2 separate regions of the Homo sapiens genome follow, and region 1 is linked to region 2. A link is a loop called in an ENCODE intact Hi-C map of the cell type or tissue named here. Cell type or tissue: heart left ventricle. All regions are shown on one strand.

Region 1 (8,000 bases), 100 kb after region 2:
TCGGCTCACTGCAAGCTCTGCCTCCCGGGTTCACGCCATTCTCCTGTCTCAGCCTCCCAAGTAGCTGGAACTACAGGTGCCCACCACCGTGTCTGGCTAATTTTTTGTATTTTTAGTAGAGACGGGGTTTCACCATGTTGGCCAGGATCATCTCGATCTCCTGACCTCGTGATCCACCGCCTCGGCCTCCCAAAGTGCTGGGATTACAGGCGTGAACCACCGCGTCCGGCCAGAAGATTTTTATTAATTGTGTTTTCTAGAAATGTAATCTTAGTTCAGCTATATTTACCAGAAAAATATACAAAGCATTTTTATATCTTAGTATTTGTAACTGAAATTATACATTTCTGAAGAAAATATCAAATCTGAGATAAAAACAGCATGGTAAATTAATTTGTACTGAAAATATTTTTGAAAATATTTTGTCTATAAGAATAGTTTGACAAGTAGCCTTATTTGCTATAGTTGAAAGACTCTGCTTGAAGAAAAGCATTCACACTTAGACCCTGGCTAGAAGAAAGAAATTGGAGGCAGATTTTTTAAAAGACTGTACTTTCAGGCCTGGGCACAGTGGCTCACACCTGTAATCCCAGCACTTTCAGAGGCCAAGGCAGGAGGATCACTGAGGCTAAAAGTTCAAGATAAGCCTGGGCTACGTAGTGAGACCCTGTCTGTACCAAAAAAAAAAAAAAAAAAAATAGAAGTATTAGCTGGGAGTGGTGGTTGCGTACCTGTAGTCTTAGCCATTTGAGGGGCTGAGGCAGGAGGATTGCTTGAGCCCAAGAGTTTGAGGCTGTAGTGAGCTGTGATTGCAGCACTGCACTCTAGCCTGGGTGACATAGCAAGACCCTGTCTCTAAAAAAATTAATTAAAGTAAAATAAAATACATTGCCTTCAGAACACATTAAAAAGGAACAAGATGCAAAATAGTTTTGAAAATGTTTTCTTTTAAGTAAGATAGTAATTGTGCTTCTTTTTAAAACAAAATTACATATAACTGAAAATCTAATTCTACAGTTCAATAATAGGAATTTTAAGAGCTCAAAAGCTGCTTCTTAGTCAGGTGCAGTGGCTCATGTCTATAATCCCAGCACTTTGGGAGGCCGAGGTGGGTGGATCACTTGAGTGCAGGAGTTTGAGACCAGCCTGGACAACGTGGTGAAACCCCATCTCTACAAAAAAATCGTTAAAAATTAGCTGGGCATGGTAGTGTGCGCCTGTAGTCCCAGCTACTTGGGAGGCTGAGATGGGAGGATTGCTTGGGCCCAGGAGATCAAGGTGACAGTGAACCTTGGTCATGCGACTGTACTCCAGCATGGGCAATAGAGTGAAACCCTCCTCAAAAAAAAAAAAAAAAAGAAAGAAAAAAGAAAAAAGAAAAGCTGCGTCTCTTAAAATCCAAGGTAAAATTATATTTCATCCTCATTACAACTCTTTTTCCTAAAAGTAAATATAAACCATGCTCTTCTTTATGTGCTATTTAGCCTATCTTTATCTGATGTATTTAGTCATTCTCTACTGCTCCAAGGAAGTGAATAAATCCAGGTAAAAAGAAGATACCAATAATGAAAGATTTCACTTTTCATGAATGTTTTCATAGTAGGCCCTCTTCATTTTAGGACTGTAACCTGTTGGAAAAAAGGATCGATTCCTGTAATTGTATTGCTAGACTGTGTCAAGGCAGTGTATTATGAAAGCTACATTTGAGCAGCACGAAGATCGCCTTTTAATGATGAGAGATAGTGTTAGTCTGCTGTACTCAAAAGTGTTCACTCTTTAGCCCAATGTTCTCGTATTATATAAAGCTTTAGAAACCCTGGACATTTGCCTACAATGTCTTTGAAGAAGGCAATCACATTGTGGGCATGGATCATATCTCTCTGCTTACATTTTTATGGTTTTCATTTATGTACCATTGTACTGCAGAAGGGATAGAAGGCAGCTTGGAAGGATATATATAATAAAGGTAGAACCAATCAAAAGATGGATATAGGAATAAGATAAAATGATTACCATTAGGTGGCCAGGAACACAATGTATGGTCTACACACTGTTACAGATGGGTCACAAATTCCACTGAAAGCTTTCTAACCACCAGCATAAAGAAGTGAACCTGGTGGGTATTTTAGTCTATGAGGGCCTAAAGATACAGGCAGGTCAGATTCTGAGAAGTGAAAATGTGATTACTACTAAGCTCAGAGAAAAATTTCTTCCTGGGGATCCCATGTGGACAGTGCGTAATGATATAAATAGCATCATCTACCACATTTTTACCAGTAGGTACAGTTCAGTTAATTCAATATTATAGAAAGTAAACTCTCTAATTAGATGTACATTTTAGAATTTCTGCAAGAGTAGGCCAGGCACAGTGGCTCAAGTCGTAATCCCAGCACTTTGGGAAGCCCAGGTAGGCAGATCACCCGAGATCAGGAAGTCAAGACCAGCTTGGCCAACAGGGCAAAACCCTCTCTCTACTAAAAATACAAAAAACAACAACAAAAAAAGCTGGGCATAGTGGCACACACCTGTAATCCCAGCTACTCAGGAGATTGAGGCAGGAGAATTGCTTGAACTCAGGAGGTGGAGGTTGCAGTGAGTCGAGATTGCACCACTGTACTTCCAGCCTGGGCAACAGATTGAGACTCCGTCTCAAAAAAAAAAAAAAAAAAAAAAAAAAAAAAAGAAAAGAAAAGAAAGGAATTCCTGCAAGAGTAGACTATGTGTCCTTCAGGCATTCCTCCCTGATTGTTTTTGATAAATAATGCCAGTGAGCTCAAGGTTTTTTTGCTAAACAATTGGCTGGGATGCAGCAAAACAAGGCCAAGATTCTCCAAAGAAAAAAATATTTGAGTCCACTTGGGCATTTCAAGAACAAAATTACAATAGATTTAGTTTTAAAGATCACGGTTGGCTTTATTGCAATTCTAGAATCAGGCAACATTTTATGCCATAAAATACAATAAATTTGCCAGTGAGTTGAACAGAAGGGGTTGGTTTTATAGACAGAAAGGGCTAAGGAAAGCAAAAATGAAGAACAAAAAACAGATTGATTATTTCAAAGTTACTTTCCTTGAAAGGCAGGGACAGGGAGGCAGAAAAATAGAAAGATTGGTTAGCATCAGGTTACTTTTAAGGATTAAAACAGAGGAAACTATTATCCTACTGATTGAAGATTGAAATTGGCCTATTTGGGAAATTGGCTGCTATCTCTCTCTCCTGCTTTCTTGGAATGTTATATAACAACTTAGTTTCAGTTTGGTGATGTGGAACTTCAGCATGGATAACTCCATTTTGATTTTTAGTCAAATCTGTTGGGGCCTAATGCAGGAGCTGTGGGGCCTAGTGCAGAAGCTTAGTCCAAAACAATGGCCTCCTATATTTTGTATTTAACAATTTTCCCCTTTCAGTCATGCTTTCACCTGGGTGAGTGCATGACCAAAACTAAGGGCATTAATGCTACTCTTATTATCATGCTGGGTTTCTGGTCTCTACAAGTCATTCATAGGTTATGGTGTACTCATCATCATGCATTTATTTGAGTTTTTGTCATTCCAGCAGAAAAGAGACTCTTTGGTGTTTGATGAATGGCTGTGTGCAACCTTTAAAACTTTTCGAGAGGATATAGTGTACCAGAGAAACTACTATTATGACTATCAAAAGGATAATGCCAGGAGTTTGGAGTATGCTCCTTTATCTAGGATCCCCATAAACTAAACCAACTGAAATTAAATAGATCAAAGAATGAGCCAGGCCGGATACTCATTATATCTATGGGTAACAAGAAGTATTAGCAATTGCACAGATTTCTCCCTATTCATTTAGTCGGTAGCAATTCTATCATATAGCATTCCAGGAATGGGTTAAATTAAAACAGACAGTACTAACTCTATAAAAGAGATCACTAGTACAATTTGAACAAACAGTTGCATTAGGGATATTAGGGATGTTGCTGAAGTTACCCACTAGGTGGACTAAAGGATCTCAGGTTTTTTAAAGATTCAGATTTGACATAACAGATTCAACATGCTGTCAGATTACTCACAAAAACTAAGGATTGTGAAACTTTAACCATAGCCTTATTCTGCCAAGCGAAAGAAGTAGGCATAAGCAAGGAAAAATTAAGAGGGGTAAGAATATCATAAGAAGTCTTCGTCTGATGGCCTTGGGAAAAGCTGTCCACGGCATGCAGTTAGCAAATTCTCAACCTGGTTTGCAGTTTGAATGTCCCTGGTTGTGGCGTTAGATATTCTGGTGAACTCTCTGTATGGCACGCACATCACACATGAGACTTGTCCCTTGAAATTTCTATCAAGTTGTCCAGCTTAGCATTTTTGCTCTTAGTTGAAGAGTTGAAGCTAGATACTGGAGGTAGTGCACTAAAAGAATTCAGGATCCAGTCCAGTCTAGGGAAAAAGTGAACAAGGCTGCAATCTACTAAAAGGTGTACTATAGTTTTTCTTTTGCAACATAATTTTTCTGTCTATAATCACCCCCATTTCTACCAAAGATAATCAGAGTAAGACTAATTTGTTTGCAAAATAAGTTTCGTCTCATTAAACTTCACCTGATTATTTGTATATAAGTACAGCAAGAATAACCACACAGTTCTTTTTAAATTTGATTTGCTGGAAATTTTGACAAACAATCTCAGATTATACTTTTAAAAACCTCTCATCACTAGGAAGCCAAACCAAGGCCGACATCAGACTTTGTCTACTTTGTCTATGGTTATCTAGTGTCTTGAGGTTCCTAGGCCTGCCAGGAAGTGACAACTTTTTACTCACTCACTGTAATGCTGTGTGTAAGTCCACTTTGTGTTGCTATAAAGGAATATGTGAGACTGGGTAATTTATGAAAAAAAAAAAAAAAGAGGTTTATTTGGCTTACAGCTCTGCAGGCTATATAAGAAGCATGGCACCAGCATCTCCTCAACTTCCGGTGAGGGGCTCAGAAAGCTTTTACTTATGGTAGGAGGCTAGGGGAGTCAGTAGAGTCACATAGCGAGAGAGGCCTCCCACCAGGCCCTACCTTCAACACTGGGGATCAGATTTCAGCATGAGATTTAGAGGGGATAAACATCCAAACTGTATCACACTGGGAATCCTTGAAGCGAGGCATTCTATTAATTCTCAAATATTACATTTCAGTCAAAGCCTTGGCAATTAAACCAGTGTTTCCAATTGTATTGTGTAATACAGAGAGCAAATTCTTATTGAGCTTATGAAAATAATCATATTAAGGAGAAAGATGGAATGTTTCAATTTTTGTTTATAAAAGTGTACTCTACCAAACCATTGTGAGCTAGAGATAGCTTTAAAAAATCGTTTTCTTAAATCTGGAAAATAAAACATTAAGAGAACCAGCAATGTTTTAAATAAAAAAGCAATAAAAACCCTTACTTTTTCCTTATCAGTTTTTCAGTCTAATGTAATTAATTCTTGCTCTGTTTGATCTTAGTTGATAGTTTCACTAAACTACCAGTTTCTTTCTTAGAGTTCTACAAATTCTTACCCAATCCAGTGCTATCTCAAAGTTGTCACAAACCTGTACTTGTCAGAATTTTTTCCATTCTTTCCATGAACTTCTTTGAAGATTATGGTTCTTGCAAAAAGCTTTCAGAACAGCATCAGAATAAAGCAATTAACTGAGGACAATAAGACTTAAAATAGCCATCATTGAAAACCTGATGAGAGTCTATAATGATGCAGCTGACAAAGAAATTGTGTTATTTCTGTGGCATACAACATTTTAACATAATAACCAAAATTATGATTGATTTCTAGAAATTTAATGCAATTTTGAAAAACCTTTTTTTTTTTTTTTAAGACAGGGTCTCACACTATCACCCAGCCTGGAGTGCAGTGATGTGATCATGGCTCACTGCAGCCTCTGCCTCCTGGGCTCAGGCGATCCTCCCACCTCTCAGCCTCCCGAGTAGCTAGGACTACACCTGTGTGCCACCATGCCTGGTTATTCTTTGTATTTCTTATAGCAATAGGGTTTTACCATGTTGCCCAGGGTGGTCTTGAACTCCCGGACTCAAGCAATCTGCCCACTTCAGCCTCCCAAAGTGCAGGAATTGCAGGTGTGAGCCACCACACCTGGCCTGAATAAATATTTTAATATCGTATCTATACAAATGTAAGGAAAAGACGGTTAAACGTTATCTCTTATTGACAATATTTCCTATATAATTTAACATATCAAATAAACCTAATTGGTTTAATATCTCTCTTTTGGACTTCCAGGTGGCTGTGGTTTGGATGTTTGTCCCCCAAATCTCATGTTGAAATTTGATCCCCAATGCTGGAGGTGGGGCTTAATGGGAGGTGTTTGGGTCATGGGGATGGATCCCTCGTGAATGGCTTGGTGTCTTCTTTGCGATGAGTGAGTTTCCATTCTATTAGTTCCTGTGAGAGCTGGTTGTTTAAAAGAGCCTGTCACCTCCCCACTCCTCTCTTGCTCCCTCTGTGGCCATGTGATCTCTGTACTGTGACTCCCTTTTGCTTTCTGCCATAAGTGGAAGCTTCCTGAGGCTTTTGTCAGATGCCCAGTCTTCCAGCCAGGAAAACTGTGAGTCAAGTAAACCTCTTTTCTTCATAAATTATCCAGCCTTAGGTATTCCTTTATAGCAGCTCTAAAGGGACTAAGACAAGGAGACTTAGAATTTCATTTTGGGAAGTTTGTCAAAAAGATTCAAACACTTGATCAAAAATAGGATCACATTTTTGATCAAGTGTTTGAATATAATACTCATTTAGCCACAATGATAATTAAAATACTTCAAAAGAAGTTACATAGCTGTAGAAAATCTTAACTCTTATAATAAAGAGGAGACTCAGTTTTCCTAAGTAATTAATGACCTAAGAAAGAAAACATGAAGCACAGAAATTATTTTGACAAAATACAGAATCTTTCTTTTCTAGGCCACATACCTAAAAAGTCTCACAATTTTTTTAATAAGAAAAGATCAGTACATGTCAAGAAAACCTTGTTTTAAAATTTTAAAAATAAAGCTTAATTTTTAGAAAAACCTAAAAACAATTCTTTTTTAATTTTAGCCAACTTGATCACACTCAAAATTCCTTTCATAAGATTCATCTTCCATAAATCTTCTAAAACTTGCAAAGACCTCGTGCAGCTTGCTCAAACCTTCACTTCTTTTTCTTTTTTCTTTTTTTTTTTTTGAGATGGAGTCTCACTCTTGTTGCCTAGGCTGGAGTGCAATGGTGCGATCTCAGCTCACCGCAATCTCTGCCTCCCAGGTTCAAGCGATTCTCCTCCTTCAGCCTTCCAAGTAGCTGAGATTACAGGCATGCACCACCACGCCCAGCTGATTTTGTATTTTTAGTAGAGACAGGGTTTCTCCATGTTGGTCAGGCTGGTCTTGAACTCCCTCCCTCAGGTGATCCACCCACCTTGGCCTCCCAAAGTGCTGGGACTACAGGCATGAGCCACTGCGCCCAATCTCCTCGTTTTCATATTGAAACAACCAGTCATTCTACCTTAGGGCAAAAATTTACTTTTCTTTTTCCCTCATCTTTCTGACCACACAGAATTGTCATTCAAAAAAATTAGTCTGTTTTCAACTTTCTTTACCAAAAATATATTCTCAGACTTACAACTTTTTTGTATCTCTTTTTCCTACTTAATAGTTCCTTCCTGCCTTGTTTCCATTTTCTCCATAAATCTTTATTGTGAAAAGCCTTTAACCTTTGAATTAGCTGAAATAACTCTTTTCTACAAAAATATATTCTCATGACTTTTTATAATTTTTTTCACCCAAAACACATTTTACTTTCTCTTGGTATACTTTGCATATAGAATTACATATATTAATTAGAATTTTTAACTTTTAGTAACCTTAATTTCTAGTGAAACCTAGGAAGTAAGCAATTTTGAACTATCATATGCCAACGTTTTATAACAACACAAGATGACAAAGTATCTATACTTTAATCATTTTTAGCAATTAATGGGTCAGTATTCTAACTTACTTG
Region 2 (8,000 bases):
GTCACCATTTCTCTACCTTGCTTCACTTTATCAGTAGTCATTCCCTTCCTCATCACCCACATGGTAAAGTCTGAATAAGCTTAGCAAGCAAGGCCATCCACACTTTTGCTTCAAGCTACACTGACATCACATCCTTGTTCAAGGTGTTCTCCTACTGCCTCATAGCCTAAGCTCTACCTAGGTCACAAACTCAAATGCCCGCATAGAGGGCTGGGAATAAAAGAGTTTAAGTTGTGGGTCTAGGGTGGACTGGGGATCAGGAGCCCTGTCTGAAGGGGGCAGCTATTACTTGGGACCAGGTGAGTGTTGCTGTGAGAGGATGTGGGCCAAGTGTGAAATCTTTGTTTCCATTAAGTCAGAAATAAAGATTTGTATACTAATACTGCCCTATTTTAAATGCTAATGGTCATTTATTTTTTTAAAAAAACTGCTGCAGAATGAAAAAATTGTGACTGCAGAGTATGATTCTGTGATAACCCATGGGACTTAATGCTCACTCTTTCACACTGACCTCTTTGTCATTCTTCCTTCTCTCTCCATGGTGGGAAGACTTTCTGCATCCTTTTCCTGGTGAAATCTGGTGAATACTTCAAAACCCAGCAGGCAAGACCATTCATGTTGCCCTGTCAGGCCCGGGCAGACTGAGGGGCTCTCTCTTTAGTGCACCTCAGCCATTCATTTTTACAACCTTCCTTCTAGAACTTGTCACGGAATTACATATCTGGTTGTTTGTCTTCTCCCACTGGATTCTGAATCCTCATGATTAATAGCCACATTTTATACATCTTTGTCTCCCCTGAGCTGCTCACAGTGTCTGGTGTAAAGTCAGCGTTCAATGAACATCTGTTGGTTAAGTTGCAGGCTGTTAAAGGTAATGCTATAGAAGAATTTAGGACATGGCTTCTATGGCATCCAGTTTAAAATGTATTAAAAAAGTCTATAAATCAATTAAAGAAAATTTTCTATGATTATAATATTCCAAGTAAGTTTCTCTTTTGAGATCATTTGTCTATTGTAGGAAGTCAGGTAAATAAGTTTAGTTTTAAAAAACAAAAATTTCTCAAATCAGGATTCTTTCTGACCCTTTAATCTCAGATAATGATAATAGAGTATTATTTCAAGGATTCCCCTTCTAGCACAATCTTGCTCAAGATCAGGCCAAGAATATAGACAGGTTCAGTAAACCACAAGTGCTCTAAACCTGCTTGAACCTATGTAAGAACTGAGCAGTGGGGTGTGCACTGAATCAAATCACCTTCTCTCCTCGGGACATCAATTCCTATCAGTACTGTATGCACCTGATTCTCTTATTCGTGTCTTTTTCATGCCTTTCTTTAATGAAATACTTTTTCCCTCTTAGCAGGCCTTCCAAAATTCAGCTCAAAACTTACTTCTTCCTAGAAGTGTCTGCTATCACCTGCCTTGATTGTTCCTCTGTATTATATTCTCCATTTATCTGTGTTTCTTTTTTGTTAGGTGTGGCCTACTCTGGTGTAAGACATATAATAAGAATAATTATGATATTAAGAAAAAGATAATACGGTTATCATAATATTTGGCTTTGGGAGGCCAAGGCAGGTAGATCACCTGAGGTCAGGAGACCAGCCTGACCAACATGGTGCAACTCTGTCTCTACTAAAAATAAAAAAAATCAGCCGGGCATGGTGGTGTGTGCCTATAATCTCAGCTACTCGGGAGGCTGAGGGAGGAGAATCGCTTTAATCCAGGAAACGGAGGTTGCAGTGAGCCGAGATCACGCCATTGCACTCCAGCCTGGGCAACAAGAGTGAAACTCCGTCTCAAAAAAAAAAAAAAAAAAAAAAAAAAAAAAAAAAAAAAAAAGAATCATTGAGGGCCATTGTTAAAAGAAATAGCTTACCAGACCCCTCCCTGGAAATTCTGATTCAGTGGGTCTGGCATGGGGTAGGGAATGAGGATAGGTATTTGTATTTTTAACAAGTGCCACAGATAGTTCTTATTATCAGGCAACCCTGGGAAACATTGCCATCATCCTTATAAGCTTGGGTTTGGGAGCAGACTAGTCAGAGTTTGAGGATGGGTTCTCATGCTTTTTAGCGTATGTAACAGTGGGCAAGTCACCATGTCCTAAGCTGTGATTTTTTCATCTAGAAGAGGAGGATGATAATCACTGTCTCAGTGTTGTTCTGGGGACTAAATGACTCATTTAGAGCATGAGCACTTAGAAAGTTCCAGACATTCTAAGTGCTCAGCAAATATGTGACAATCATATTCATATTTTGCTTGCAGTTTGCTTGGTTATGCTACTGTGATTCAAAATCTGAATGATGGTTTTCTTGGTTCTTCTATAGCACTATGGTGACCCAGGAGTGTGACCCAGGAGAGTGACCCAGGAGATTTTATCACAGCCAAAGACTATTGTTGAGAGCCTGCTCATCTCTGCCAACTTTTTATTGACTCAATAAGTTATCACCCTTTGTTCTCTTTAATTTTACCTGTCATTTCCATTGAATTACAGAAAGGTCTTTGAGGCCAATGACCCTGCCATCTAGTTTTGTTATACAGTAGATCCAGTATCCTGTACAGTGGGCTATCAACAGAGGGCATGATCTAATAAAACACACATTTATTTCGTGGAGTTATAGAGCCATCATCTCTTACTTAGGTTATGACAGCTCCTAATGGGTCTTGGAGTCTTGAGGTCTTATGCTCTTGCTTCCCTACAATGCAGCCTACGCTGCAGCCAAAGCGATCTTTGAGCAATATCATCACAGCATGCCAGTCTGTTTGAAACCTTCCAATCCTTTCCCTGTATTTATAATAAAATCCAAACTCTTTACTGTGGACTTGTAAGCCCTACCTGATCTGGGCTAGTCTGTCTGTCTGACCGCATCCCCTGTGATTCACCTCCTGGATCGTTACATTGCAGCAATACTGAAGTTCTCCCTCCCTAGACTGACCTTTTCCCCCATCATCACCTGCCACTTAGCCCAGAGGTCACCTTAGAGATCTTCCCTCATCTCCCTATCTCATGTTTTCCTGCCACTATTTCCTATCCCATCTTCCTGCTTTATTTTCTTCTCATCACTTACCACTGTCCAATATTGTACTTATCAGTAGGTGATGTTAGTTTGTGTGTTTATTGGAAGCTCCATGATAGCAGGCATCTTGTCTATCTTGTATTCCAAGTACTGGGAACAGAACCTGGTACCTTCATGGGCTTAGTAGATAGATAGATGGATGGATAGATAGATGGATAGATAGATAGATAGATAGATAGATAGATAGATAGATAGATAGATAGATGAACTTTAAAGAACATCAGCCGGGTGCAGTGGCTTATGCCTGTATTCTCAGCACTTTGGGAGGCCCGAGGTGGGTGGATCACCTGAGGTCAGGAGTTCGAGACCAGCCTGGCTAACATGGTGAAAACCCGTTTCTACTAAAAATACAAAAAATTAGCCTGGTGGCGCATACCTGTAATCTCAGCAACTCAGGAAGCTGAGGCAGGAGCATCGCTTGAACCCAGGAGGCGGAGGTTGCAGTGAGCTGAGACCACACCATTGCACTCCAGCTTGGGCAACAAGAGTGAAACTCCATTTCAAACAAATGAACAAACAAAAAGATAAAGAACATCTATATAGTCTAATATATTTCAACTTTTTTAAAGCAAGGAACTCTTATCAAACAAAATGTTTGTTTTTAAATTATTAATTTGGTTGTTGGGGTTTTTTTTTAACTTATTTCTTGACAATTAATAGGATTCCATACACATAAAAAGTTCTTAGCAAACACTTAACAATTTACTGAGTCCGTGTTCAATGAGATCCACCACCAGGGGGACATCAATCCACTGACTGGTAGCTATGGATAGTGAGAAAATCTGGCTGAAGGAGAAGCAGATCTGACTCCAGGAGACAAAGGCAGGCAGAGGCCCCGAGTGTTCTGGTAGTGTGACTCCTCCAGGGCTTCCCCATGGCTCTGCAGACAGAGGTGGTAGGAGGCAGGAGAGGCAGGGCTATCTCTGGAGAACCCAGAAGAGAAGCAGCAAAAGAGGACTCTTTAATGCAGGCCAGGCTTCAGTGAGAAACTGCCTGGCCTGGAGCAGCCCTGTACCAGTGGCTGCAGCACTGCAGAAACAATGGCAGTGGTGGTGGCGGTGGGGATAGGTGGAAGCAGCAGTGGTGGTGATGCCACAAGAAAAACTTCTTAGGGAGGTACTAAGATGGGAAGCAGCCTCTTACCAGGCTGAAGCCAGAGGGATCTGAGAAGGGGGCAATGATGGCAGTGACAAGCAAGGGACAGCAAGGAGGTCCTCAAAAGTGTCACATTTTCCCAGGAGAAAGGAAGAGATTCAAAGAACTGAAATTCCAGCAGTTGAGCATGTGTGATCTCAGTCAGAGCCACTGGCTTTGTTGTCATTTGGTTGTGTTTACTTTTCAGTATCATTCTCAAGAATTAAGCAAGATAACATGTGCAAAGCATCTAGCAGAGTGCGTGGGGTGTAGTCAGCAAATGTCGTTTCCTCTCGTTGTTGGGCAACCACCAGTAGCACCATATCAGAATTAAAGGTGAATAGAGGAATACTGTGTTAAGCTCTGAGGAAGAAACAATGATAAATTAGACATTGTCCGTGTCTTCAAAGAGTTTACAATATGGAAGTGACATGATCGTTCAAAAGGCAGAAAGTGCAAAGTGCTGTCTGAAGCAGTGCCAATAAAGTGTTAAGTATGTTCATATATACTTATACCTGGCATAAATTCCAGCGTAGCAGACTGGATAAGCTTTATGGAGAAAGTTTGGATTTTAAAGAATGAATATAATTTAGGCATGGGAAGCATGGTTAAAGGATAAAGAGGAGGAGAAGGTAGTGAAAGAATAATAAGAAATTTAGGAGGAAAATCAAGATTAGAGTTCTAAAAACCAGGGAGAATTTCAAACAGGAGATGATGAGCAAAAGTATCCAGTGTGAAGGACTTCTGCTTCTGGCTTTGATGAAGTTACTAGTACCAGCCCTCTTGCCATAAATAGCTGTAAAACTGGACAAAATATATGGAGCAACTGTTTTCAGACGTTGAAATTCACCCAGTGTTGAACTTTGATCCCTGGGAAAAGGGAAACACATGAGATGAAACCCTTGGTCACCTTGTCTTTTTTCCTGGCGGCACAGCAAAATGGAGCCCAAGTTGATAATGGTTGCTTTACTGTTCTGAGGAGGCAGAGATCACAGTTCAGGGTGGTTGAGGTGGTTGGAATTTGTAGGTCAGGCTAATGAAGAGAAAGCTGCACAGAGAAACAGGTCCAGAAATCTGCATATGGGTACTATAAAGTCTTTGGACAAATGCTAAGCTTCTCACTTTCTGGGTGAGACTCTACAAAGTCTGGTGGCAAATAGCTACTGGGGGGCTGTAAACTGGGTGGAGATTCCAGAAGGTGCACAAAACTGGAGATGTAGATGTTCTGAGTGGAGATGTTCTCAGTGATTCCCTGGGGTTTTCAGTGAAGAACCAAGAAAGGCCAGGCGGTAGGAGGAGGGCTACTCTAGCCCTGGACTCAAGGCTATACTAAGTTCATCCAAATAAAGTTTAAAAACAGCTTTGTAAAAATTAAGCTTCTCCACTAGTAAATTAACGTAACAAAACTTAACACTCTTTAAATCCAGACCTGATAATGTAGCGTTTAATGTCTAGCATACAATTCAAAAATTACTAGATATGTGAAGAGGCATGACCACAACAGATTTTTTTAAGTCAATAGAAACATACTCAGAGATAGCAGATATGTTAAAATTAGCAAGCAAAGGCTTTAAAACAACTCTTATAAATATGTTTAAAATTTTAAAGAAAATATGGACTCCAGTAAATAGAAATTCTCACTAGAAAAATGGAAAGTATAAAAGAAAACCAGCTAGAAATTCTAGAACTGAAAAATGTAACACCTAAAATGAAAAAAAAATCCCTAAATGAGCTTAACAGCAAAATAGATTCCATAGAAGAAAAAAAAATAGTGACATTGAAGACAGGGCAATATAAACGATCTCAGCTGAAGCACATAGAGAAAAAAGCACTGAAAAAAATGAACAGAGCCTCTCTGACTTGTGGAATAGTATGAGGTGGCCTAACATCTGTGAAACTGGAGTTCCAGAAAAAGATGAAAGAGAAATTGGGGCAGAAAATATATTTGAAGAAGTGATAGCTGAAAAAATTCCCAATTTGGTGAAAAATATTAACCCATAAACTAAGAATCTCAATAAACTCCATGCAGGATAAAAAACAAAGAAAACCACTCCTGGGTACATTATAACCAAGTTTATGAAAGCCAAGGATCAAAGAAAAAAGTTTTAATAGCAGTATGAGGAAAAGACTCATTCTGCGCAAGACCCAGGGGAACAATAATGCTGATTTATCAAATAAGCCAAAAGAGAATTGAATAACACCTTTAAGGTGCTAAAAGAAATAAAACCTGTCAACCTGGAATGAGAAACCTAGTGAAAGATAAAGATCCTTTAAAAAAATGAAAGTAAGAAAAGAAGAGAAAATGGGAAGGGAAGAAGGGAGAGAGACAGGAAAAAAGGAAGGAAGGAAAGAAGGAAGGAAGGAAAAAAGAAAGGAAGGAAGGAAGAAAGGAAGGAAGAAAAGATGAAGGAAGGAAGGAAAAAAGAGAAAGAAAGAAAGAAAAGAAAGAAAGAAAGAAAGAAAGAAAGAAAGAAAAGAAAAGAAAGAGGAAGGAGGGAAGGAAGGAAGGAAAGGAAAGAAAAGAAAAGAAAAGAGAGAGAAAGAAAGGGGAAGGGGAAGAAGAAAAACACTGCCAAGCAAAAACCAAATGTATCAATGGTACACATAAACTGTAAGAAATATTAAAGGAAGTTCTTCAGGCTAAAAGAAATGATACCAGGTAGAAACTCAGATCAACATAAAAAAATGACTAGTGCTAGAAGTGGTAAATATGTGGGTAAATAGAAATTACTTTTTTCCTTGCCTATTATTGAATGAGTAAAACTTAATTATAAAGCTGAGTTTTTGGTAGACATTGCAATAGTCTGGGAATCAGGAAATCTGGGATCTGGTCCACTTCTGTAACCTTAGGTAAGTGGCTTAATCAATACTTGATATTCCTCTCTAAATGGTAACAATTCAAGAAGTTTCTTTTTTTTTTTTTGAGATGGAGTCTCACTGTTGCTGGAGTGCAGTGGTGCGATCTTGGCTCACTGCAACCTCCGCCTCCTGGCTTCAAGCAATTCTCCTGCCTCAGCCTCCCAAGTAGGTGGGATTACAGGCATGTGCCACCACACCCAGCTAATTTTTTTGTATTTTTAGTAGAGATGGAGTTTCAACATATTGGCCAGGCTGGTCTCGAACTCCTGACCTTGTGAGCCACCCACCTTGGCCTCCCAAAGTGCTGGGATTACAGGCGTCAGCCACCGCACCCGGCCTCAAGAAGTTTCTTTTTATCATTGCTAAATACCTCAAAAGGGCTATCTACTTATTATTTCTTAAATTTAATGTATATATGAATTACCTAGGGATCTTGTTAAATTCAAGATACATTAATAAAGTTATTGTGGTATAGTAAAAAGACAGACAAGTAGATCAATGAAATTAAAAATATATATATTCTTTTTTATCCCTTTTACTTCTAACTTGTTTATACTTATGCTTTATACATAAAGCATCTCTTTTATAAACTCTATAGCATTAGTTCTTGTTTTTTTATTCAGTTTGATAATCTCTGCCTGTTAATTGGAGTGTTTTGTTCGATGTTGAGGTTACAGCTACTATTTTGCTATTTATTTTCTCCCATCTATTTGTTTTGTTTTGTCTCCTGTTGTTGCTGTTCCTTTGTTTCTCCTTTTCTTCCTTCTTTTGAATTTGTTGAGAATTTTTTTTATTATTTTTATTTTTTTGAGACAGGGTCTCACTTTGTCGCCCAGGCTGGAAGGCAGTGGCGTGATCTCTGTTCACTGCAACCTCCACCTCCTGGGTTCAAGCGGTTCTCCTACCTCAGCTTCCCAAGTAACTGGG

What was found. Hi-C counts contacts between places; a loop is a spot of excess contacts. Peaks named below come from ENCODE experiments on the same cell type or tissue, not always from the same donor. Only the 100,000 strongest peaks of a DNase experiment are listed, where the experiment ranks them.
Region 1: a loop joins it to region 2, with 2.5 times the contacts of the local background. A loop is called at or near these places in 4 of 110 quality-filtered maps.

What each region holds. Positions count from the first base shown.
Region 1 is chr1:85,394,860-85,402,859 of GRCh38, reverse strand. The region is part of intron 1 of DDAH1 (dimethylarginine dimethylaminohydrolase 1); the gene reads left to right. Among named protein-coding and RNA genes, the nearest start is that of DDAH1, 66 kb to the left of the region's middle. In heart left ventricle, a CTCF peak has its summit at 3,954; no DNase peak of the experiment used is centred here; H3K27ac peaks cover 423 bases.
Region 2 is chr1:85,498,804-85,506,803 of GRCh38, reverse strand. It overlaps a transcript of DDAH1 not described here. Among named protein-coding and RNA genes, the nearest start is that of DDAH1, 38 kb to the right of the region's middle. In heart left ventricle, a CTCF peak has its summit at 3,810 (motif pointing right); no DNase peak of the experiment used is centred here.